Linked DNA regions of Homo sapiens: regions 1 and 2 are each linked to region 3. Evidence: chromatin loops called from intact Hi-C (ENCODE). Cell type or tissue: endothelial cell of umbilical vein. All regions are shown on one strand. Links, peaks and the distances in the headings refer to the core of each region. The heading gives the core; the rest is flanking DNA.

Region 1 (8,233 bases), core at 2,004-7,003, 1.8 Mb before region 3:
GACCCCCACAAAAAAGGAGGGATGGGGGCTAGAAAAGTATCAAACAATTTATTAGAATATAAGTATTTCCTCAAAAGAAAAATAATCCTGATTGGTCTGTCATTCAAATTTGTAAACAGAAAAAGAATGAACTAGTCCTGAGTATAAGGAAAGACTAGAAACACTATTAGTAAAATGTTTTGGCCTATCAATGCTGAGTCTGGGCATAGGAAATGCCTTGTCTACCCTATTCATTACTGAGCTCTGCCCTGCACTCTGTAATCTAGTTAAAACAGAAGCTGGGTTAGGAAGGTGCATATATAGCTGCATTAGCCTTCGAGATACACCTTTCCTGCATTCAACTGATTTGTTTTTGTTTTTGTTTTGTTTTGGGTTTTTATTTTTTTATTTTTATTTATTTTTTAGATGGAGTTTTGCTCTTGTTGCCCAGGCTGTAGTGCAATGGCACCATCTTGGCTCACCACAACCTCCGCCTCCCGGGTTCAAGTGACTCTCCTGCCTCAGCCTCCCGAGAAGCTGGGATTACAGGTATGTGCCACCACGCCCGGCTAATTTTATATTTTTAGTAGAGATGGGGTTTCTCCATGTTAGTCAGGCTGGTCTCGAACTCCTGACCTCAGGTGATCCGCCTGCGTTGGCCTCCCAAAATGCTGGGATTACAGTTGTAAGCCACTGAGCCCGGCCCTCACCTGGTTATTTTAATATTCTTTGTAAGAGAGATTTTCTTCTGTCAAATAAATCTCCATTTGTAAGTATGACTCCCTCTCTGCATCAGGAAAAGAAGGATGACTAAAATTACTAGAAACTCTCACAAAGAAAAAGCATGAGCTTAAATCTACATAACTAGCCTTAACTTTATTTAAGGTAGTTTTTCTCTGCAGCCATCTTGTCTAAACTAGGCCTTTATATATACCCTTCTTTCTTTGTTTCAACAAATGATAGTATTTAAGTCTGGAGTCTAAGCTCTGTGCCTTTGATACATGTTTTCCTAAGAGCCATCCCTTTGGAAATGCAAATTTGAGAGAGATGATTCGCCAAAAGTAGAATAAGAAAAGAGAAAGACAAAAGGAAACTATGTGAAAACTGGCACATGAAAACTCTTCTTTTTTCAACAATTATTACTAGAAAGCTTTGACCATCTCTATAGGTAAACTTAATTTATCCCATCTTCTAAAAACATAATTTATATTTAGCTATTATTCTATAAGTTAGTGTTTTGCATTATAGTACCTGATTTTAAATGAAAGTTGTAAGATTTGTTTCTGTCTCTATGTTTATTTGTGTCTCTGTATGTGTGTTAAAGATATGGAATAGTTTCTACCTCCAGATGATGTTGCCAAAATTAATTTATAAAACAGCTCTGTTTAATTGGCTCTATTTCATAGCACTTATAAAAGCTAAGTATTCCTTAAACTTTTAGAAAGTTAGGAACTAATTTGAAATGTTTTCTACACATATAAGACTCTAGAATTATGAGTTTTAACATAAGAAATGTGCAAGTGAAAGTGCAGTGTCCCTTACTTTATATACATTAAGGACAGCAGTAAAACAACGAACCCAAATATATAACATTTTAAGAATCCTGCTTTTGTGATGGCTGCCTAACAATCATATTCTGCAAAAATGGCTAAGAGGGAAATAATTTGATAATGGCTACCTTTGTTTTGTGTTATAATATGCCTACTTAAAAATAGCTTCCCGGATGGGCGCCATGGCTCACACCTGTAATTCCAGCACTTTGGGAGGCCGAGGTGCGCAGATCACGTGAGGTCAGGAGTTCGAGACCAGGCTGGTCAACATGGCGAAACCCCGTCTCTACCAAAAATACAAAACAAAATTAGCCAGGCATGGTTGTGGGCGCCTGTAATTCCAGCTACTCAGGAGGCTGAGGCAGGAGAATTGCTTGAACCCAGGAGGCAGAGGCTACAGTGAGCTGAGATCGCAGCATTGTACTCCAGCCTGAGCAACAAGAGTGAGACTCTGTCTAAAAAAAAAAAAAAGAAAGAAAAAAATAGCTTCCTAAATCTCCTTGATCACTTACAACCTTAGAGTTTTGCTAAATTAAATGATAGATAATAATTGAATATCTAGTTAGTTTCTAAATAAGTTTAAATACTGAAACATTAATTACTGAATGTTCTTACTATAGAGGAACTAAAGATATTTGGGTCTGTTAGCAAACAGGTCCTGTGTCACATTGAAAAATATAATATGAAGAAGTACATGCTTCTAGGAATTATGATTCATGGATTTGCCAGTCTATAAAATGCTAGTTTGACAGACAGTTAAAACTGGAAATATTAAGAAAAACAACTCTGTATTTGAGAAAAGTAAGACATGTTTTTGGTACGTGAAGTTATAAAGTATGAAGGATATATCTTTGCTAAGAAAAAAAAAAATATTTTTCCCCAAAACAGAATGATTGATTGTTCCACAGTGGAAAATAGAAACAGTATAGGACAAACAGAATGGATATAAGAAATTTCTAGAAGATACGGGGAAGAGAAATTTTGGAAAATGAATTCTATGTGTAGCAAAGCTGGCTAAGAGCTGAGTGGATATCTATATGTGTGTGTATGTATATATATATGTATATATATATATATACACATACATACACACACACGTGTATATATGTTGATGCTCTTGTTTGAATGTTTGTCTCGTCCAAAACTCATGTTGAAATTTAATTGTCATTATAATATTATTAAGAGGTGGGACTGTTGGACAGTGATTAGGCCATAGACGTGAGGGCAGAGGGCAGATCCCTCATGGGTCAGATTAATGCCTCTATAAAAGGGCTAGTTCATCTCTCTTTTGCCTCTATGCCCTTGTGTCTTCATTATGTGAAGACAAAGCATTCTTCCTCTCCTAAGGATGCAGCTTCAAGGTGACATCTTGGAATTAGAATTGCCAAACCTGCTGGGCCCTTGATATTGAACTTCCTAGCTGCCAGAACTGTGAGGCAATAAATCTCTATTCTTTACCAATTACCCATTCTTAGGTATTCTCTTACAGTGCTTCAAATTAAACTAAGACAGTTACTGAAAAAGAAAAGGATCAACCTTACTATTGAAAGTACATGGCTACAAAGTTTTCTTAGAATACTGGTCTGTTCTTAATTTATTAGGTCTTTGGTTACTTAAGAAAACTGTATCCTCTCTATTAAAAGAGCTAAGATTTTTCTATAATTATGTAACTTTGCATATTTGCCTTTGAAGTCTTTTTAATGATCACTCTGGTTAAATAAATGACTACTATCAGAGAGACTTGTAATCCTGTTTAATCGAGTGTTTTACATCTAATTTTTTGACAAACTTCCCAAAATCCAATTCTAAATTATGTCTTTTTGACTTGGACTAACTTTACAATCTTCCAGAGGTTCCCAACAATAGCTTTCAAAAATTTATTCTCTCTCCTCCTTACTAAAAGAGAGATGTTAAACTAATTAAACTAATTCGATATTGTTAAATTTGCATGAGGAGATTTGTCAAATAAGAAATGATGTTTAGGGAAGCAGATAACATGGAGCAAGGATGACACTCAAGAGCCTGATTTTCCTCTATGTAGTTGTAATCAGCTTTTCACAATTCTCTGCTCTCTACCCCCAGGATCTCAGGATCACTACTGACCCTAAAGGCCCTGCATGCACTGCCTCTCCACCACAACTAAACTTAGATGTTGCCATGAGAGCCGGGAGGTTGTTTTGCTTCAAGTTAAAATTGCTCTGAGGCTGATCTCTTCCTCTAAGTTTTTGTGTTCAGGCCATATGGACACTTCCTTTTGCATTATTTTTCTACTTAAGATCCTTTACTAAACTCTCCCCCTGACCCTTCTGTTTAAAGTCTTCACCAAGATGAAGATGCAGAGAAAAGGGTTGGTGGGAATGTAAATTAGTTCAGTCACTGTGTAAAGCAGTCCATTTTCTCAAAGACCTTAAACAAGAACTACCATTCAACCCAGCAATTTCATTACTGAGTATATATCCAAAGGAATATAAATTGTTCTACCAAAGGGACACATGCATTCATGTGTTCATTATAGAACTATTCATAAAGGCAAAGACATGGAATCAACCTAGGTGCCCCCATCAGTGGTGGATTGGATAAAGAAAATGTGGTACATATACACCATGGAATATCACACAATCATGAAAAAGAATGAAATCCTGTCCTTTGCTGCAGCATGGATGCAGCTGGAGGCTATTATCCCAAGGAAATTAATGCAGGAACAGAAAACCACATACTGCATGTTCTCACTTATAAGTGGGAGCTAAACGTTGGGTACACATGGACATAATGATGTGAGCAAAATCACTGGAGGCTACTAGAGCAGGAAGACACAGAGCCAGCAAGGACTGAGAAATTTCCAGTTGCGTACTATGCTCACTACCTTGGTAATGGGATCATGTGTAACCCTAACCTCAGTGTCATATAGTATACATACAGTATACCCATGGAGCAAACTTGCACATGTCCTGCCTAAATCTAAAATAATAGTTGAAATTATTAAAAACAAAACAAAACAAAAAACTTCACCAGAGAGGTGGGGTAACGTCCCTTGCGCCACGCACACTTCCCCTTGCCGGCCACTAGAGGGCAGTGCCGCAGCCCCAATCCAGGAGTGCTGGTGTTCTCTTCTTGGTCCTGGGATTCTGCAGACTCCACCCCTGACCTGAGACACCACTTCTCTGGCCCTCACTTCATATCCTTCTCCTTCTCAGGCCAGGTCCTTCTGCCCCCAAGCCTTCCCTTTGCAATCACCCCTCCATGCTGAGAAAGGTGACCTGGGCCTGTTCTGTGCCATCTGATGCTCTTATGCCCCAAATTCCAACCAGCTGGAAATGTGCTTTTCTGGAATGCAGGCATTTTATTTCATCTTTCTCCTTTTGAATGTGTGTAAAGGGGATCAGGTGTAATATGGTTTCAATGTATGTCCCCTCCAAATCTCATGTTGAAATGTAACCCCCATTGTTGGAGGCGGGGCCTGGTGGGATGGGTTTGGATCATGGGAGCAGATCCCTCATGAATGGCTTAGTACCATACCCTTGGTGATGAGTGAGTTCTGGCTCATGAGAGATCTGGTTGTTCAAAAGAGTGTGACACTTTCCCTCCTTGCTCCCTCTCTTGCATGTGACATGTCTGCTCCCCCTTCACCTCCTGCTATGATTATAAGCTCTCTGAGGCCTCACCAGAAGCTGGGCAAATGTTGGTGCTATGCTTGTACAGCCTGCAGAACAGTGAGCCAATTAAACCTCTTTTCATTATAAGTCATCCAGTCTCAGGTATTCCTTTACGGTAACACAATAAATGAACTAATGTAAGGAGAGAGACACAGAGTAACTAAGAATCATAGACAACCTGAGAAGGAAGAAAGAAAATAAGGAAGAATCATGAACAGATGGCAAATTAGAAGATGGGTGAGAAATTTGCAAGAAGACAGGAAGAGAGAAAAAAAAAAGTGGCAGGAGCAGAAAAGAAAAAGAGCAATTTAGAGAAAAACTGTATCTCCAAAGAGGTAAAAGAGAGAAAAATACAGAGGGGGACAGTTAAGGGGGAGGCACCTCAGAAAGAGAGTGAGGGGAGAGACTGAAAGCTTTGGAGCCATGGCAGACAGAACAAGGTGGTGTTGGAGAGAAAGCAAGAGCAACTGGTGACGAGGAGAGCAAAGGGAGAACCACAGCAGGGAAGACGCATAGGAAGCTTCCCCACTCACCATTTCAGCCACATCCTCACCCCCACACCTGGTCCATATTGACTGTTTGGCATGTTTCTTCTCCTTGACCACCCACTGTCTGGATATTGGTGACAATGAGACCCCAAGAAGAGAGCAGAGCCAGAAGGCGGGAGGTGTGCTGAGCTTGCCCCTATGAGTGGTGCTCAACCCTGGCTTCACATTAGCGTTATGAGGCATTCTGCACATATATCCTTTTGTGCTGTAACACTACACTATTCAATTAGTCAGGTTGGGGCTCATCTTTAATATTTAAAGTTGATTTTAATCTGTATCCAGCATTGAACATCATGGCTCATTGACCTCCATTTCTGAGATCAGCCTGTGAACCTGGAGGCAGGAGGGGAGTTATTCTCTGCATCAAGTTTGGTCAGGGCCTAGTCTGTGCCTTGAAGGGGAGCTCAGTCCAGCCAAGTTCCCCACTGCTGTGGCATAGAACTGGGTTTAACCAGGACATAAGGGGTTCTGAAAAAAGAGGTCAGACACGTGTTTGTTGGTTTCTTGTAAAAGTTTATTGTCCCTTCATCTCCCCTGGTACAGTGGGCAGCAGAGGACCATCTTTCCATATGGTGAGGTCTTCCTCGTGAGTGTGGTCGTGGTGCAGGAAGGGACTGTGTTTATTCTAAGCATTAAATGACATACTTTTGACATTCAGGATGGACTTCTAAAACCTCATGTTACCCAAAGAAGAAGTCCAAAAGAGGGAAGAAAAAAATGTCAGGATTGGCTTTTACTAGGTAAAGTGGTATTCTCAATTTATGTGTTCCTTCTTTTCTGAAATGGCAGGCATTTGAGTTGCTAATGTTCTCCTCACTCTGCCCGACATGTTTGCTTGCACTCACCATGCCTTCCCTCAGTCCCTCTCATCTTCACTTAGATTCCATCCCATAGTGAGTCAGTGACATGAACTTGTGGGGAGACATGGTCCTGATATGGGCTTCACATCCAGTCATAGATTAGAGGTTGGGTGTTGGCCCTATGGTGTCACTGCTGTTGGGCAGCAAAAATTGTTTAGGGGCCACATCTGGATGTACTGTCAACTATCTGTAAATCAGGATTAGAAAAGCTACATGTGAAAGTCACATATTAATGTGCACAAACACCTTCTAAATTCTAGAAAAGGAGACCAGTAAGGGGTTAAAAAAAAAAAAAAGAATGTTTGCCTTCTTTGTTATGTTGGTATGAATATGCTACTGGTGTGTATTCCAGAAATTATATTAAATTTCAGGAAGTCTGATAATCCTGGTATAATATTATCAGTCATAATTCTAGTTATTATAAAATGTTATATGCCACAGATATAGCCAATTTTCCTTGTCAATTACATTATTATTATTATCATAAGCCTTAGTAAGATATTTAACCATAACTATTTAAGTATTGTAATCCAAAGTCAGTTAATTATTTTACTCTGGTACTTAACTGGAAGCTTTTGTTAGCAACTATAATATGAAAGTGTTTTGTCTTTAAGAAGATTCATGTAAATGACTCTAAAAAGTACGGGTTTCTCATAACTTTAAGATTATACCATTGGACTGGGTAAGAATTTCTAGAGCTCTAATTAGGAGACTGTTTGGATCATAAAACTGTTAACCCAATATCAATCAGAACAACCATTAATTTAATACCAAGAAAATGTCTTGGTATGTTTTTATGCTAAGTTATTTAGTACTAAAACTATTAGAATATGCAACTGAAATAAACTCCAGAAGATTGATCCAAGTCAAGTCACCTATGATAATCTATTTAATAAACAGTCCTAGGCATCTGATTTTGAAAAACAAAATTGGTATCTAAAAGGATATAAGTTCAATGTTAAGTGTGAACTCAACTAAGACAGTTGCTTGGTTCTTCCTGAGTTCTTAATGCTTCCATTATGAAAACTCTGTACTCCATATTTCATCATAAAGTAGATCAAATGATATATTGTTGTTCAAAACATTGGAAGGGAAACTCTTCTAAAATTGCAAAAATGGTTTGTAACCAATGTTTAGTTTTTCAAGCCCATAAACATGGTAAAAAAATTTCAACTTTAGGTGGGACATTTCTGACACCTGGTGGACCATTTGGATAGACAGATTTCATTTAATTGCCACTATCAGTGGGATATCAATATGTTTTTATAATAGTTTGTATATTCTCTGGTTGGATAGAAGCTTTGCTGTGTATTATAGAAAAGCTCTGACAGTCACTTGCCAAACTATTGCAGGGCTTTAATGCTTTATGCCAGGGTGTGTTTTCTCCAGATAAAAGAAGCTTTTTTAATCCATCAACTGAGGACAACCAAACTTCCTAATCTAGAGCCCAGTGATTAGGTCTTCTGGAAATGACATCAGGGAAAGACTACCCTTGAACCTTGTTGGAAGGGACCATGCCAAGTTCTTACCAACCATACTGCAGTAAAATATTAAGGCCTTGAATCTTAGGTCTATCTCACAACTCAAGTATTCCCTTTCAGACTTTTGGAGCTGTAAAATTGTTGAAGATCTTAAGGTAAAAC
Region 2 (8,233 bases), core at 1,842-6,841, 460 kb before region 3:
GATAGGGGTCTAGATTCATTCTTTTGTATAGGGCTAGCCAATTTTTCCAGCATCATTTTTAAATAGGGTGTTCTTTCCTCATTATATATTTTTGTTGACTTTATCAAAGATTGGTTAGTTGTAGGTATGTAATTTTATTTCTGGGTTCTCTATTCTGTTTGATTGATCTATGTCTCCATTTTGTACAAGCACCATGCTATTTTGATTACTATTGCCTTGTAGCATAATTTGAAGTCAAGTAATGTGATGCCTCCAGCTTTGCTATTTTTGCTTAGGATTGCTTTGACTGTTATGGCTCTCTTTTGGTTCCTTATTAATCTTAGGATTTTTTTTCTAAATCTGTGAAAAATGATATTGGTAAATTATAGAAATTGCATTGAATCTATATATTGCTTTGGGTAGCATGGTTATTTTAACAATGTTGATTATTTTAGTCGATGAGCATGGGATATTTTTCCATTTGTTTGTGTCATATTTGATTTATTTCATTAGTGTTTTGTAGTTCTCCTTGTACATATTTTTCACCTCTTTGGTTAAATATATTCCTAGGTACTTTAGTTTTTTGTGGCTATTGTCAATGGGATTGCATTTTTGAGTTCATTCTCAGCTTAAGCGTTATTGCTGTATAGAAATACTACTGATTGTTGTATGTTGATTTTGCATCCTGAAACTGTAATGAAGTCATTTATCAAATCTAGTAGTCTTTTAGAGTAGTCTTATGATTAGAGTAGTCTTATGATTTTCTAATTATAAGATCATGTAATCAGGGAATAAAGATAATTTGACTTCCTCTTTTCTAATTTGGAAGCCCTGCATTGTTTCTCCTACCTGGTTACTTGGTTAGGATTTCAAGCACTATGTTGAACAAGACTGATAAGATTGGGCACTCTTGTATTATTCCAGTTCTTAGGCAAAAGGCATTCAACTTTTCTATATCCAGTCTGATGTTGGCTGTGGGTGTGCTCTGTATGCCTTTTATTATTTTGAGGTATGTTCCTCAATGCCTAGTTTGTTGAGCATTTTATCATGAAGAAATGTTGGATTTTATTGAATGCTTTTTCTGCATTGAGACAACCATATGGTTTTTGTTTTAAGTTATGTTTATGTGGTGAATCACACTTATTGATTAATGTATGCCAACTCATCCTTGTATTTCTGGAATAAACCCCATTTGATAATGATGTATTATCTTTTTCATGTGCTATTGATTTTGGTTTGCTAATATTTTGTTGAGGACATTTGCATCTATATTAATCAGAAATACAACCCTGTAGTTTTATTTTGTGGTTGTGTCCTTGACTAATTTTGGCATCACGGTGAATTGATTTTGTAGAATGAGTTGGATAGAAATCTCTTCTCAATTTTTTGGAATAATTTCAGAAAGATTTGTACCAGCTCTCCTGTGTGTGTATAGTAACATTTGCCTGTGAATTCATCAGGTCCTGGGCTTTTTATGCTTGGGAGATTTTTATAAAATAACTTATTCGATTCCATTCCTTGCTATTTGTCTGGTCAAGATTTCAGTTACATCCTGGTTCAATCTTGGAAGGGTGTATGTCTCCAGGAATTTTCAATTTTCTCAAGGTTTTCTAGTTTGTGCACATGGGGATGCTCATGATAATCTCTGATGATCTTTGGTATATCTGTGGTATTGGTTATAATGCCACCTTTATCCTTTCTGATTATGTTTATTTACGTATCCTCTATTTTTTCTTGGTTGATCTAGCTATCAGTCTATCAATTTTGTTTAGGTTTTCATAGAGTCAACTTTTTGCTTCATTGATCCTTTTTATCATTTTTGTTGTTGTTGTTTCATTCTCATTTACTTCTACTCAGGTATTTGTTATTTCTTATCTCCTGCTAGCTCTGGGTTTGGTTTGTTCTTGTTTATCCAGTTTCCTGAGATGTAATGTTAGGTTGTTAATTTGAGATATTTCCTTCCATCTGTTTAATTTAGACATTTAATGCTTTAAACTTTTTCCTCTTAGCACTTCTTTGGTTGTATCCCAAAAGTTTTGAATGTTTCAGCTCCATTTTTTTATTTCAATTTTTTTTATTTCTTCATCATTCCCCCAAAGATCATCCAGGATCAAGTTGTTTAGTTTCCATGTATTAGTAAAGTTTTGAAAGTTCCTCTTATTATTGACTTCTAATGTTATGCCACTTTTGTCTGAAAAGATATTTGATATTATTTTAATTCTTTTTAACTTCATTGAGATTTATTTTATGGCCAACCACGTGGTCTATTTTGAAGAATGTTCCATGTGCAGATAAGAAAAGTGTATATTCTGCAAGTGTTTGATAGATATCTGTAAATGTCTATTAGGTCTGTTTGGTATAGAGTCCAGTTTAAATCCAGAGATTCTTTGTTGATTTTCTGCCTCAATGATGTCTTAGTGTTATCAGTGTGGTGTTGAAGTTCCTCACTGTTATTGTATTACTGTTTCTCTTTTCTTAAGTCTAGTAGTGTTTGTTTTATAAGTCTGGGTGCATGTATATTGAAAACAATTATGTCTTCTTACCGAATTGAACACTTCCTCATTATATAATGACCTTCTTTGTCTAAATTTTACTGTTGTTGATTTAAAGTCTGTTTTATCTAAGTATAGCTACTCCCACTCATTTTTGTTTTCCATCATGTAGTGTACATTTTTCCACCCCTTTACTTTGAATCTGTAGGTGTCTTTAACCATTAGGTGAGTCTCTTATAGCCAACAAATGTTTGGAACATGTTTTGTTTGCTTGTTTGTTTTCTTAACCCAATTTGCCTGTCTGTATGTTTTAAGTGATGCATGTAGGCCATTGATGTTCAAGGTTAATACTGATGTTTGAACTTTTGTTCCTGTCATAATGCTGCTACCCAGTTGCTTCGTAGTCTCAATTGTGTAATTGCTTTATAGGATTTGTGAGCTTTGAACTTATGTGTGCTTTTATAATGGCAAATATCACCTTTTCATTTCCACATTTAGAATTCCTTTGTGTATTTCTTGTAGGATTAGCCTAGTGGTGACACATTTCTTTAGCTTTTGCTTCTCTGGGAATGACTTTGTTTCTTCTTCATCTATAAAGCTTAGTTTGTCCGGATATGAAATTATTGGCAGGCATGTTTTTTATTTAAGAAGGCTGAAGATAGTGCGGCAATCTCTTCTGGCTTGTTCTGTACCCACTTACAGTTTATGCTGTATGTCTGATGGAACTTCCTTTATAAGTGATTAGACACTTTTCTCCAGATACTTTTAGGATTTTTTCCTTCACTTTGATGTTGGGTAAACCGATGGCTATATGCTTTGATGAGGTTAGTCTTGCAGAGAATCTGCCAGGTGGTCTTTGAGTTCTAGTGTCTGAATGTCTAATTCTTTCCCTAACCAGGGAGCTTTTCCTGAATTGTGTAAAATACATTTCCTAAGCCTTTTTTGTCTCCTTCTTCGCAAGAATGTGTACTTAATATGTCTGGGTCACTTTACATAATCCCATATTTCTTGAAGGCTTTGTTCATTTTTTTATTTTTTTTATTTTATGTATTTATTTATTTATTTTTGCCTGACTAGGTTAATTTTAAGGACTGGTCTTCAATCTCTAAAATTTTTCTTCTGCTTGATTTAGTCTATTGTTAAAACTTTCATATTTTGTGATTCCTTCAATGAATTTTTTATTCCTAGAAGTTCTGTATTTTTTTAAATATCCATTTCTTCAGTATTTTTTTCATTCATATCCTGAATTGTTTTCCTGATTTCTTTCTGTTGGTTTTCAACTTTCTCATTGACCTCATTGAGCTTTCTTACAATCTGCATTTTGACTTATTTATCTGTCATTTCAGAATTTTCATTTTGATTAGGATTTATTGCTAGAGAGCTATTGTGATCTTTTGGGTGTCGAGATATTTTGGGTTTTTGTGCTGTTAGAGTTCTTGCACTGATCCTAATCATCTGGAAAACCTGTCACTTGTTATTTTTTAATTTACTTTCATTTGGATGAGACAATTCCCCCTTTGAGGGTGTGACTGTAATGTCTATTGTGTATGATCATTTGGCTTCAATTTTCTGTGACTTTAGGGTGCCAAGGCCATATATGAGTTCCTTGGTTATAGGTAGCTTTAGGACAGTGGTCTTCTCTAATGTGGATTATTGTAGCCATGTACTGAGCATGTGAGCTGGCTCACTATCTTCTGTGGGGTTTCAAGTGTGGAGGTCTCGGGAAGCTTATCTCATTCGCCAGCACTATGCCTTTCTGTCAACCGATTTTTAACTTGGTTGTGCAATTACAGAATTGCCCAACCAATCTGTTGTCCGGTAGGTGGCACTGAGGAGTAAAAGCCAGCTTGCCCACAAATTCCCCAAAGATGAACAGAAGCACATATGCTGACATGGGTGGCAGAGGGAGCACATGGTAGGATGTGCTGAGGTCTTGGAACTCTTCTCTCAGTATTCCACTCAGGCTATGATCATTCACCTGTAACTTTGGTTCTTCTTTCTGAAGAGAACAGGCATCTGATGTCTGTAATCAGCCATCTTGGGGGAATTTTTTTTTTTTTAAACCAACATAACATCTTAACTGCCCATTAAAACATCTTTACTTCTAAACCAGATATGCTTTTAAAAATCATCATTTAAAATTAATGTTTCCAATTTTCCTGTTGTATCTGGCATCTTTTGCTCTTTTAGGGGCACCAATTCATCTTGAGACATGCAGTACAGATATGTTTTAGTGTCAACAAACCGCTGAAAGTAAACAGTAATTTCTTAGAAAAACAGCTACAATCGAGATTTTTGAAAGACACATATTAACAATTGTGTGTTCCAGTGTTTCATAGTCTTGAAAGTAACAGATTTTGATCAACTATTATCACTGTTTGAAATCTAGTCTATAGAGACCCCCATGTACCAAAAAACTTCATTGAATGTACATTTATACAAAAATATAGATTACATGGAAACAATGAAGCCAACCTAAATGCCCAACATGCGCACACACATTTGCTTTAATAGATGTAAGATATTGTAAGTAATAAAATATTATGCAAATATTATTACTCTATGACTTTTTAAAAGTAATCTAGCAAAGCATATGTTGAAGTTGTTAGTAAAGTAAAAGAAACAAACAAGTAAATATAGATTATGACTATAAATACATTAAAATGTTTATAGGAAAAAGAATGGAGGAGAATACATGAAAAAGTAAATTATACTTTATTATGCATGAGTTATTATAAATTTATTTTAGATAGCTTATTTATATATGAAGTCGATTCACGATGCACTGATTACAAACTCGTGTGAATCTGGTGAGACACAACACCAGTGCGTACAAGTTACACAAAGTGGATGTATTACTTATAAGTAGATAGCAAGGGACAACGGAGGCTTAGGATTTATTGTGAGCTGGTCTCCCAAGGCTGAGGAAAGCAGCTTAGTGTGGTTGGAGTCTTGACTGTGAGTGCCCCACTTGCACTGCAGCTGAGGGATCATGAAGGGCAAACCCAAGGGTGACATACATCAGGGGCGACATGACATGCTGCTAAAACCTGGAGGAACATTCTGCTTCTAAGGGAGAGAAGAATAGATCCCAGATCGTTCTCACCAGTACAGCCCCATCTCAGGATTTTGCAGTCCAGCACATTCTACAATTTCTTGAGAACTACAAACAAGAAAAGAGAGGAGAACTGAGTTGGTCCAAGGCTACCTAGAGAATTGTCCTGCAATTGCAAGAATTACTACGCAAATATGCATACTAATGCATATTTGACCAGTGAGAATGTCTTATCACTTATAATTTTAGTGGTATGAAAAATTAATTTGATAATGAAGACATTCTTATAAATCTTACCTTATTATATAATAAAAGCATTTAAAATTTTGTTAAAAAACCTAATGAAGTATTTTACTAAATGGTATGTGAAGTAAATTAAATAGAAGAAACTTGCTTTTGCTCTTAAGATAATTACAGTCTTTTTGAAAAGACGAATATGACTTTGGAAATAATATCAAGAAAGCCGTAAAGCTGTACATAGCTCACAAACAAAACAGATAAGCAAGAGGATTTCTTATTAAGATATTTTAATTAACTTTATAAAGTCTCCATACCATTGAAGAAAAAAGAGGAAGATGGACTAATTACAAGTCTGAACACTTGTAGTCGGGAGAAGTAGCACGGAGACGGGAAAGAATACATTATGCATGGTGAATGATAACAGATCTAGTCTAAATGCAGTGCTCTGAAGAGGGCAAGTCATTTTCACAAACAGAAAGCAGTATATAAAATTCAGAGAGAAAATTACTTTTCCATTTCCTACATGTGATATATAAAGAGAGACATTTATATGTAAATAAATAGAGTAAACCTTAAACTGTTATGCTAACACTATTGACAACATATCATAAAATTTACTAAAATAAAAATGTAAAGGATGAAAGTTGAAATCACAGAAGAAATTAATCCTGGATCTAGGAGAGGAGCATTTGCTATTCAGAATCCTTACATTCCAGCAGAGTTCTCATATTTCTCTGTAAATAAATTGCCATAAAATTTGGCTTGAGCTTATAAATACCAATAATACAAAAGGTCAAATATGAAAGGCCTGGGCTTTCCTGATTTGATTAGTATGTTCTTCCTTTAAACTATGGGAAATATACTCTTTTGAAGAAAAAGGGGCTATGTCTACCAAGTTATTTTGAGACACTATACGTTTTAGTGTCAACAAACTGCTGAAAGTAAACAGTAATTTCTTAGAAAAACATCTACAATATATTACGTGTTTTATTTTTGTATATCCTTTATTATTTTTTAGTTGTTACTTAAACATAAGATGCCATTGACAATTTACTTTTATTAAAAAGGAAATGCATCAAAGAATTCAAAAGATTAGACAATTAGTAAGTTTTTCTCTATTACTTCAGATTTATGGTAATATATTCCCAAAAAATAATTCTGCTAACAGTTTCTTTTAAATATTCTTCCACAAATATTCTTCATATATGAAAACTAATGTGCATTCATTTATAAATTTATACTTTTACAGAAAGGGAACATATACTATAAACGATACCCTCTTCCACTATTCCTTTTTAGATCTACATAACTAGCAGATCATTCATATCATTGATATTGATCCACCTTACACTTCAAAAGGAATCAAAATAACTATGTATTATTTTGTCTAATTTTATGAAGTTATCTTGGATTATTCAATTGGTACCTATTAATGGATTTTTAAAAATATCTGTCTTTTGCTATTACATAATATTCATTAAGATCATCTCTATTCTTTATTATTTTTTTTTTGTCTTCCATGCAGTCCAAATTGTCTTACTTTTTCTGTACAGACACAGCCTATCTGTAGAATAAGTCAACACCAGTAGAATTTTGGGATTGAAATTAAGGTGTATTTTAAATGTGGATACACATTTTATCAACACTTTTTGAATAATCATTTCTCCATAAACTCAGGACATTGTGTATTACTAAACTTATGATTATTGCTGTAATTGATGAAGACTGTTTTGTGGTGTAATGTGTCTAGCTGAAGAATTTTTATGGGCTTTTTTTTTTTTTTTTTTTTTTTTTGAGACAGGGTCTCATTCTGACACCCAGGCTGGAGTGCAGTAGCATGATCACAGCTCACTGCAGCCTCAACCTCCCAGCCTCCTCTGGAGCTAGGACTACAGGCACACACTACCATGGCAGGCTGATTTTTGTGGTTTTTTATAGAGACAGGGTTTCATCATGTTTCCCTGGCTGGTCTCAAAGTCCTGGACTCAACCAATCCTCCTGTTTCGGCCTCTGAAAGTGTTGGGATTACAGGCATGAACCATCATGACTGGCAAAGTTTTATATTTTTAATCTGTAAATTTTTATTTTTTAATAAACTATATGTTCATGTCGATTTCACCATTGAATGGTATTTTATCTGTTTATTTTTAAGAAAATATGTCTTTGTGAAATTGATGATTTAGATATTTTTCTGAGTCATTTTAATAATTTGTTTATATTTGGAAAATTCATAATTATGACATCTTAAATTATTTGCTTAAAAATATAATTTCAAGTTACAGGCCCTGCTTAGAAAGTGACTCCTTATCTAAATATACATAAAAAGTAATTATCCTATATATTCCTCTAGTAGCCTTCTACTTTCATTTTTAACTTTAAATTATTATTGACCTGGAATTTAATATTGTATAAGAAGTGAAGTAGGCATCTATCTATATTTTGTTTTGTTCATACATCTATCATGAAC
Region 3 (8,233 bases), core at 1,139-6,138:
GTATACATTCTCAGGTGTATTTGCATCAATTTTATATATTCTTATGCTTTGTTTGAATTGCTTTAGATTGAATGGAAATATTTGAATTGGTTGAAAAGGTTTATAATAATCATTTAAATTTGCACTTATTATAATGAATGCTTCAGAGCTTGATAAGGCTTGGCTCTGTTTCCCCACCCAAATCTCATTCAGTAGCTCCCATAATTCCCACATGATGTCGAAGGGACCTGGTGGGAGATGATTGAATCATGGGGGCAGGTCTTTTCCATGCTGTTCTTATGATAGTGAATGGGTCTCATGAGATATGATGGTTTTAAAATTGGGAGTTTCTCTGCACAAGCTCTCTCTTTGCCTGCTCCCATCTCTGTAAGATGTGACTTGCTACTCCTTGTCTTCTGCCATGATTATGAGGCCTCCCAGCCATGTGGAACTATAAGTCCATTAAACCCTTTTTCCTGTATAAATTACCCAGTCTTGGGTATGTCTTTATAGGCAGCATGAAAATGGACTAATACAGAGGTATAGGACTAGTACAAATAGCTGCCTGGTGATTTTAATAGAGTTTAATAATTTTCCAATGGTAAAGTTCTTTTTGGGAAAAGGTGTAGATTACTTTACAACTTCTATTGTCTAGTCATAGAAACACATGTTTGAAATTACTTTGAGAATAATCTGGAAGGTATTTAGAAATCAAATTGTATTAGATAAACCAAGTTGTATTTAAGTCATTTATGAATCAACATGTCAGTATAGAACCTACTGCTTCTTAAGAAACATGAATGAAATTTCCATCTTCTTTTTAACATTTTACATTCTCTAGGCTTTAGTAATGACTAAAGAAAGCAATTGTATATGAATTATGCTTGTGAAAACATTCTTATGCAACCACAGTTCATGGTAGCAACAACCATCTTATACCTGTCCTACTAAACTGCTGTGACATATAGCAGATACTTGGATAAATGGGTAAATTGTGCATCTTTAATAGATTCCAGAAAAGATGCTATCCTACTAAAACACTTTTTCATAAAGACCTGAAATGAGAAACATCACCACATTGTCTTTAACTTCTATTATCATATAAATGCTTGCATATAATTTTAGTTCGAGACACATAAGATGAATTTAATACTATCCAATGCTTTGTGTGGCTTTGCTGCCCCCTTAAGACAAGTAAACATAAATAAAAAGCTAGTAAAAATTTAGTTTCCTGAATTATTTAGACATCTGTTCCTACATGTCTTCAACCTGTGCACACACACATGCACACAGACACAGAGAAACTCAAATGAAGAAATTGATTGACTAGCAATTATTGGACAATTAATCAGTATTTTGCTCGATTCTGCTGCAAAATCAATGAAAATACTACTTTTATTTATTGCTCTGAGAAACCCATGTTGTTCTCTCAAGGCAACTAATATACCAGTATATTTAAGTTTGATAAAGTTTGAAATTGAGTACTTATATTTGTCTAATATAGTTTTATGATCTTTCTTGAGGTATGTCATTGAGGAACATGATAGCATATTTTCATTTTATGCCTTAATTATAAAAATTAAACTAATGCCTTTAATATAAGCTATAAACTTTAGCCATCTGAACAAAAATATATATGCCTCATAAATGTTTTGGTAGCTATTATTTCAGGAGATGAAATAGCACATTTAAGATAATGCATAATACATTCTAAATTAAAAAATCAAAATTATGTTAACTGCTTATAAATTTTGAAAGGGGGCAGGTTACAGTGTGATATTTGCTATTGGATTTACTTATAACAAATATTAGAATAATTCTGGGAAACATTTATAACAAATATTATTAGAATAATTCTAGAAACAATTTACCTTTTAAGCTAGATGTTCTCTACACAGCCTATTAAATTTTAAGAAAATAATATTTTTGTTTTATTTAAAAGAAGTAAAATAATTTAATCAGTAAATAAACATTGAGCAAAGCATTATAATTGAGACTGAGTTACTGTAAGTCATCCCCACCTTTATCAGAAACATGATCGAATTCTGAAGAAATGTGATCTACAATTAATAAGACAAACTGAAATTTTCCAAATTCTACAATATGCTATAGTTATTCTGGTAAAATTAGAAACCAGGTTTGTCTTATTTTTCCTTCAGCTTCAAAAATTTAGCCTATTTTTGATATAAATGGGAATATTCAGTAAAAATGAAACAAAAGACACCATGTTTTTTAAAAAGTTAAACCTTTGTAACTTTTATTTTGGTTGATGTATACATGGAGTAAATATTAATAAATTTGAAAGTCACTCAAAATATGTAGTTCATTATGATAAGTACTAAATTTAATGTTGTATGATGTATGCTTTTTTTAATTGCAACCACAGGATTTAGGCATAAAAGCAATTGCAACTTATGACTGCCAAAACATCTCCTTTGTCATTTCTGCTCTATTATCTAAATAATTCTGTCATGAATGAAAGGAATGTGATTTATATCTATTGCTCAAGCAGAAATATCTTCAGAATAATTTGCTTCATAATTTCTTGCTGAAAATGAATAGAGTGACTTAGAAAGATGTGTGTGTGTTTGTGAGTGTGTGAGTGTGAATGTGTGACTTGAGGAGGTAGTACACTGAGCAGAGCTAGAAAAACAGTAATGTGAAAGTTCTCAGAGTGGAACATGTCGACCGGAAGGAAGGCTCACTCTTCAGAAAGTTTGGCCCCTGCAAGGGGCTAGAAGGCCAGAATAAGCCTGATTCATAATGGTCATAGGGATTGATGGTGGAAGTCAAACTAACTTGAATTATAGTTGTCCTGGATTTTCTGATTTTTAGGTTCAATCCCTGTGGTGAAACCACTATCTCCTTACTGCTGTCATTGCCTCTCTCTTATCATGTGCAGAAGATTAAAAACGACTGTCAGAGCTGGGCATGCCCAATAACCACAGGCAGGCTTTGACTGCAAGCAAAAAGCTATATCTATTCCCCTTTACATCTGCATCAAGTACCAGAGAGCAATCAGATGCATCAGCGGGAAGCCTCACCTCGCTGTGAATAGACTGACCAGTTCAAGCAGGATGATTTCTGCAATGCCGTGCCAGAATGTGCAGGGCAGTCAGTGGGCTTTTCAGCTCTACCACTAAGCTGATACTCCTCAAAATGATCTGTTAGTTCCCTCCGTGGCTGTTTCATTTTCTACACACAAAATTTTAATGACTCAGTTGTGAAATCAATGTATTATTTTGTATGAAAACAGTATTTTTTGACTCACAATTATTTATATGGTTAGTATAATGTTTACTCAGATTTTAATATATGGCAGTCCTTCCATCCTCTGTTTTGTTTTCCATGGTTTCAGTTACTCACCATCAACTGCGGTCTGAAAATATTAAATGGAAAATTCAGGGAATACACAATTCATAGGTTTTAAATTGCACATTGTTCTGAGTAGCGTGATGAAATCTCATGCCCTCCCACTCTGTCCTGTCCAGGACATGAATCATCCCCTTGTTTGGCATATGTCCTCAGAGGATCACCAGGAGCTTAATTCTAAGTCACAATGCCTATGTCATTCACCTCATTCAACTTATGATGTAGGCATTGTATAATTTTATATCATCACAAGAAGGGTGAGTATAATATTTAGAGAGAGAGAGAGAACACATTCCATATAACTTTTGTTATACTGTTATACTTTTTCTATTTTACTACTAATTATTGTTGTTAATCTCACTGTGCCTAATGTATAAATTAAACTTTACCATAGGTATGTATGTAGAGGAAAATATATAGCAGTACCTATAGGGTTCATTATTATCCATGGTTTCAGGTATCCAATGGGGGTTTTGGAATGTATCCCCCATAGATACTAGCTGCATATATGATAAAAAGTTTCTGTCATTGTTTCAGTAGTGAGAAGAAGAAATAGCAAAGAAACTTCTTAAAATGGAAATGTAAAACATATAAGTCAGAGCCAATAGCCTCCAGAATAGAAAATACCTTTCTTTGTCTTGACCACCGTATTGGTCAGACTAAGATAAATTACATTGTGGTAACAAATGACCTCAAAAATTTTAGTGAAATTCAATAGTATATGAATTTGTTTCTTTTATCTCCCTCATGTTATATATCTATCACGGTTCAAATGCTTTTGTATCAAGACCTATGGGACAATCTTATCTCCATTATTGTTGAAGGAATCAAAGATTGTAGAAAAAAATGATGACTCTTCACCACCCTGCCCAGAAGTGGCAAATACTTCTTCCATTCATATTTCACTTGTCTAGCAAGTCACATGGACAAAATTGGTATCACTGGAGTGGGATGAGCATCATCTTCACAGGAAGGGGCATTATAAGTCACAGGGCAAGGTGGCCATGCCTGACATCTACAAGGTGAGAAAATATATTTTTTCCACAGGGAAAGAAGAAACCTTTGAGAATAGTAATATAATTGTTCACAATCATGAAGGTGTCAAGAGAGTCAAGAAATAATTCCTAATTCATGCATATCAGGACAGGATCCTACATGTCAAGGTCGGTTTGGATTTTGAAGGAACACAGGTTAGCTAGATGACTATAAATTCGTGTCACAATTTGAAGCTTAACACAGAAATGTTTGAAGAGAATCAGTTGAATCTGGGTGGCATTTATGTTACCAGGAGCATGCTTGATATGGTAAGTGCCAAAACTCTATTTTAGGAGCCCTAGTATTTAATAGATACATGATTTGTGCCTAAATCTCTCTTTTTCTTTACGGTCTTTAAAAAAGTCCTTTGGTAGTTTAAAATGTCTTCTATGAAAGCAGTTTTGGTGTACTACTGGGGCAGACAGTTAAATGGTGAATTGTGCATCCCAGGCAAACTGCTTGTTAATGGCAGAGAAAACGAATGAAAGGCATCAAGAGAAAATAAATTGCAGAATGACAGAGCTAGTGCCACTTGCTCCACCTACTTTATTTCTGGAAATCCTTCCTGTGTTAAACATAAGAAAATGTAGGTTTGATTTTATTAATAGAGGCAGCCTACCCTTGCACAGCCTCAAGGATTGAAATGGACAGCAGAAGCATGTGGGGATACATAATTTTAAGCATAGCATTTTATAACATATTTGCATTTTTGAAATGGTATTTACAGAAGATTAATGAAAATGTATATATATTTTGGCTTTATAATAATTATTAGAAAATATAGGACTCTCGTAGCATTTTTAACATCTCTGTATTTAAAACAATGACTGACAAGGCATAGGATATTATAATTTAATTGGCCACATTAAAGCAAATTCAAATAGAAAAGCCTATTTTTGTGATCTTGCTTTTTTTTTTTTTTCCAATTAGAAGTAAACTCAGGCTTCTATCACCTCCAGGCTCGAGGTTCTTATGAAATCTGACAATCATTTTCATTTTCATCAGGGCCAAACATTTTCAAGTGCTAGTGCTCAGGGAGTTCCCTCAGCAGAGCTCTGTTCTACCCTCCATATCTTTCAGGTTTTAATCCTCTTTTGATACAGTTGCTGAATGGAATGAAGCTCATAAAAATGAAACCTGGGAAGGTCTGTGTATAACTCACACTGAGGAGTATAATTGAGCTTAGCTTTTCACACTGTTCTAATGATATGTATTCGGTTTTCTTGATGAATAGAAAACTTGGAACTATGAATCCAGGCTATTTTGCCAGAAACATAGATACTTCCCAAACATTCATATCATGATAAATAGTGCATGTGTCTGTATTAGGCATTTGGAAGGACAACTATGTAACTTTTAAAACAAATACATATATTTTATATTTATATATATATTTGTTTATATTTATATTTATATAACAATTATATATTTAACCTTTAAAACAAATGTGTGTGTGTGTATACATATATATTTTATACTTAGCTCTGCACTGATCAAATTTTAGTTTCCAAGTTTTGAATAGGCAAGTTTTGTCAAATGAAATCAAAGGCACTTCACAACAAAAAATAATAAGAATATTAAAATGTAATTTCATATTTGTACTTTTTTCATCTGATTGTAAACTTGTGATTTTATTAAGAAATAAATATCAACAAATGAAAAAGTGTTATAAATATGATTAAAAGTTTGATATGGAAAGGAATATGTTTGCATCAATATTCCTTAACATAAAATGCTAATCAGTGTTGCGTAGAAAATATATTATTGTAAAATTCATTTTTTAAAAATGTGCTCAACAAATATTGCTGAAGAACATCTTATGTAACTATTTTTAATACACATTATATTTTTCAAAAAGAAGATGTACATTGCAGCATTTCCCAAATTCCTCAGGCCTTTTCTTACAAGATTATCTTTGCTACAAAACAATCTTTGGTAAACACTAGTTTGGAAAAATATTATGTTCAACCACATTTCATATCCATTTCTAGTGATGACACTCCAGCTTGGCTTCAGCTCTAGATATTGGAGAGGCAGGGAGTATGTGAGAACCCCTCTGCCTCAGAGAGGACATGGAGTGTTGGAGTTGGGTCAAGGATACTGGGAAGGTCTGGACTTAACCAGGAGTGGTTGGATTGAATATTCTACTTTATTCTAAGGCAGACCAAGTAGTTTCAAACTTTGTCCTCTTAACTGGCATTCTTATTTCTCTAGAAGTAGACCTCAACCTTCAAACCCAGACTAAATTGCTCTAGCTTTTTATTACTTTGAAATGATCTTACAAGAGCTTCAATGTATAGTAATTTCTACTTTCCTTCTATTTCTGCTGCATCCACCAGTGGTCTATACTACTTACTCATTAGAGCTTATTATATGGAAACCTGAGTTAAAATTATTCCATGGTGATTAAGAGGACACATTCTCTGGATTCACAGTTTGACTTAGAATTTTAGTTCCACCACTTATCAGCTACATAGTAGTGAATCCATGACTTAACCTCTCTAGTCCCAGTTTTTTTTTTTCCTTCAAAATGGGTATCAGATTTTCAATAGGAAAAATGAGATAGACAAACAAAATAGCCACAACAGTGCTTTATTAACTGGAAGAAAGAAGCATACAATTATGTGGTATCAAAGAAATTTTATTTTAGTATTAAATTGTTGTATAATCCTCCAATTAATAATTGATATTAAATTACTCCCTCAATAGTATACGGATAATACAGCTCTAAGAATACAGTTTGGCTTCTTATTATATGCAGTGTTCAATTTTGTTCTACTGTTTCAGATAAATGTGAAACAAAGAGAAACAGAAAAAGAAATTAGAAATTCAGCCGATACTATTTGTTGTATATGCATATGTGTGACTAACGGGTGATGAAGGGAATGCATATTAAACATTGGTGTGTAACAATCGTAGGAGAAAAAGTCCTAATTTAATATTTTTTATAAGTTAGAAATTATAGAAATAAGTTTAATAGAAATATAGAAGTTTAATAGAAAATATAGAAATAAGAATAATAGAAATAAGTTTTTCTATTATTATAATTAATACTTTATATGCATAAAATATTATATCTATTTAAAATAAATATCCTGTTTACAGAATATTTAATTTAAATATCCTATGATAGTTTGTATTAATATTTAAAAGATTTTGAAAAAATAAAACAAATGGCATTAAGTTTATTCATTCATTAATTCATGCATTCACTCAATAAAGATTAATGAGTATTCCTCTATACCAGGCACTGTATATATACAAGAAATCCACTGAGAATGAGACATGCAGGGCGCCTACCTTGAAGTCTATTTTTCAGTGGGTTGTTACCCTTTGATGAGTGCCTGCTTTATGATAAACATTATGCTTAGCCCTGAGACACAGTAGGTACCTTCCAACAACAGACAGTAAACAAAAAATAAGTTTGTGTAGGGTCATTATGAAGCTAGTAAGAGAAGCACTTGGAGACTAAAATCATGGAAGTGTTTCCTGACATAACTGAGGTATAAAAAAATGAATAGGAAATCTCCAGCATAAGAAAAAAATAAAGTAAAATAAAATAAAATGTTCCAGGCACTAGGGTCAACACCAAGGAGAAGGAGCCAAATATTAACTCACATTATTAGGCATTCTTCAAATGCTTAACATAATTGGGTCATAGAGTTCAAAGAAAGGCATTGGGAGAGACATAACCAAATCAGGGTAACCTTCCCAGTTACTCCAAGGGTTTTATTTTGAAACAATAGTAACCCACAGAGATTCTTAAGCTGAATATCATTTGTATATGTGAAAGACCATGCTGACAATTTCATAGTGTCTGGATTGGAAGTAAAGAAGTGAAAATAGA

Evidence for each region. Hi-C counts contacts between places; a loop is a spot of excess contacts. Peaks named below come from ENCODE experiments on the same cell type or tissue, not always from the same donor. Only the 100,000 strongest peaks of a DNase experiment are listed, where the experiment ranks them.
Region 1: a loop joins it to region 3, with 13 times the contacts of the local background. A loop is called at or near these places in 5 of 110 quality-filtered maps.
Region 2: a loop joins it to region 3, with 2.6 times the contacts of the local background. A loop is called at or near these places in 7 of 110 quality-filtered maps.

Annotation. Positions count from the first base shown.
Region 1 is chr5:106,118,566-106,126,798 of GRCh38, reverse strand. No RefSeq gene overlaps it. Among named protein-coding and RNA genes, the nearest start is that of LINC01950, 890 kb to the left of the region's middle. In endothelial cell of umbilical vein, for the core only: a CTCF peak has its summit at 4,592 (motif pointing right); no DNase peak of the experiment used is centred there.
Region 2 is chr5:104,796,707-104,804,939 of GRCh38, reverse strand. No RefSeq gene overlaps it. Among named protein-coding and RNA genes, the nearest start is that of NIHCOLE, 720 kb to the right of the region's middle. In endothelial cell of umbilical vein, for the core only: a CTCF peak has its summit at 4,284 (motif pointing right); no DNase peak of the experiment used is centred there.
Region 3 is chr5:104,340,223-104,348,455 of GRCh38, reverse strand. No RefSeq gene overlaps it. Among named protein-coding and RNA genes, the nearest start is that of NIHCOLE, 260 kb to the right of the region's middle. In endothelial cell of umbilical vein, for the core only: no CTCF peak of the experiment used is centred there; DNase peaks (open chromatin) are centred at 1,145 and 3,445.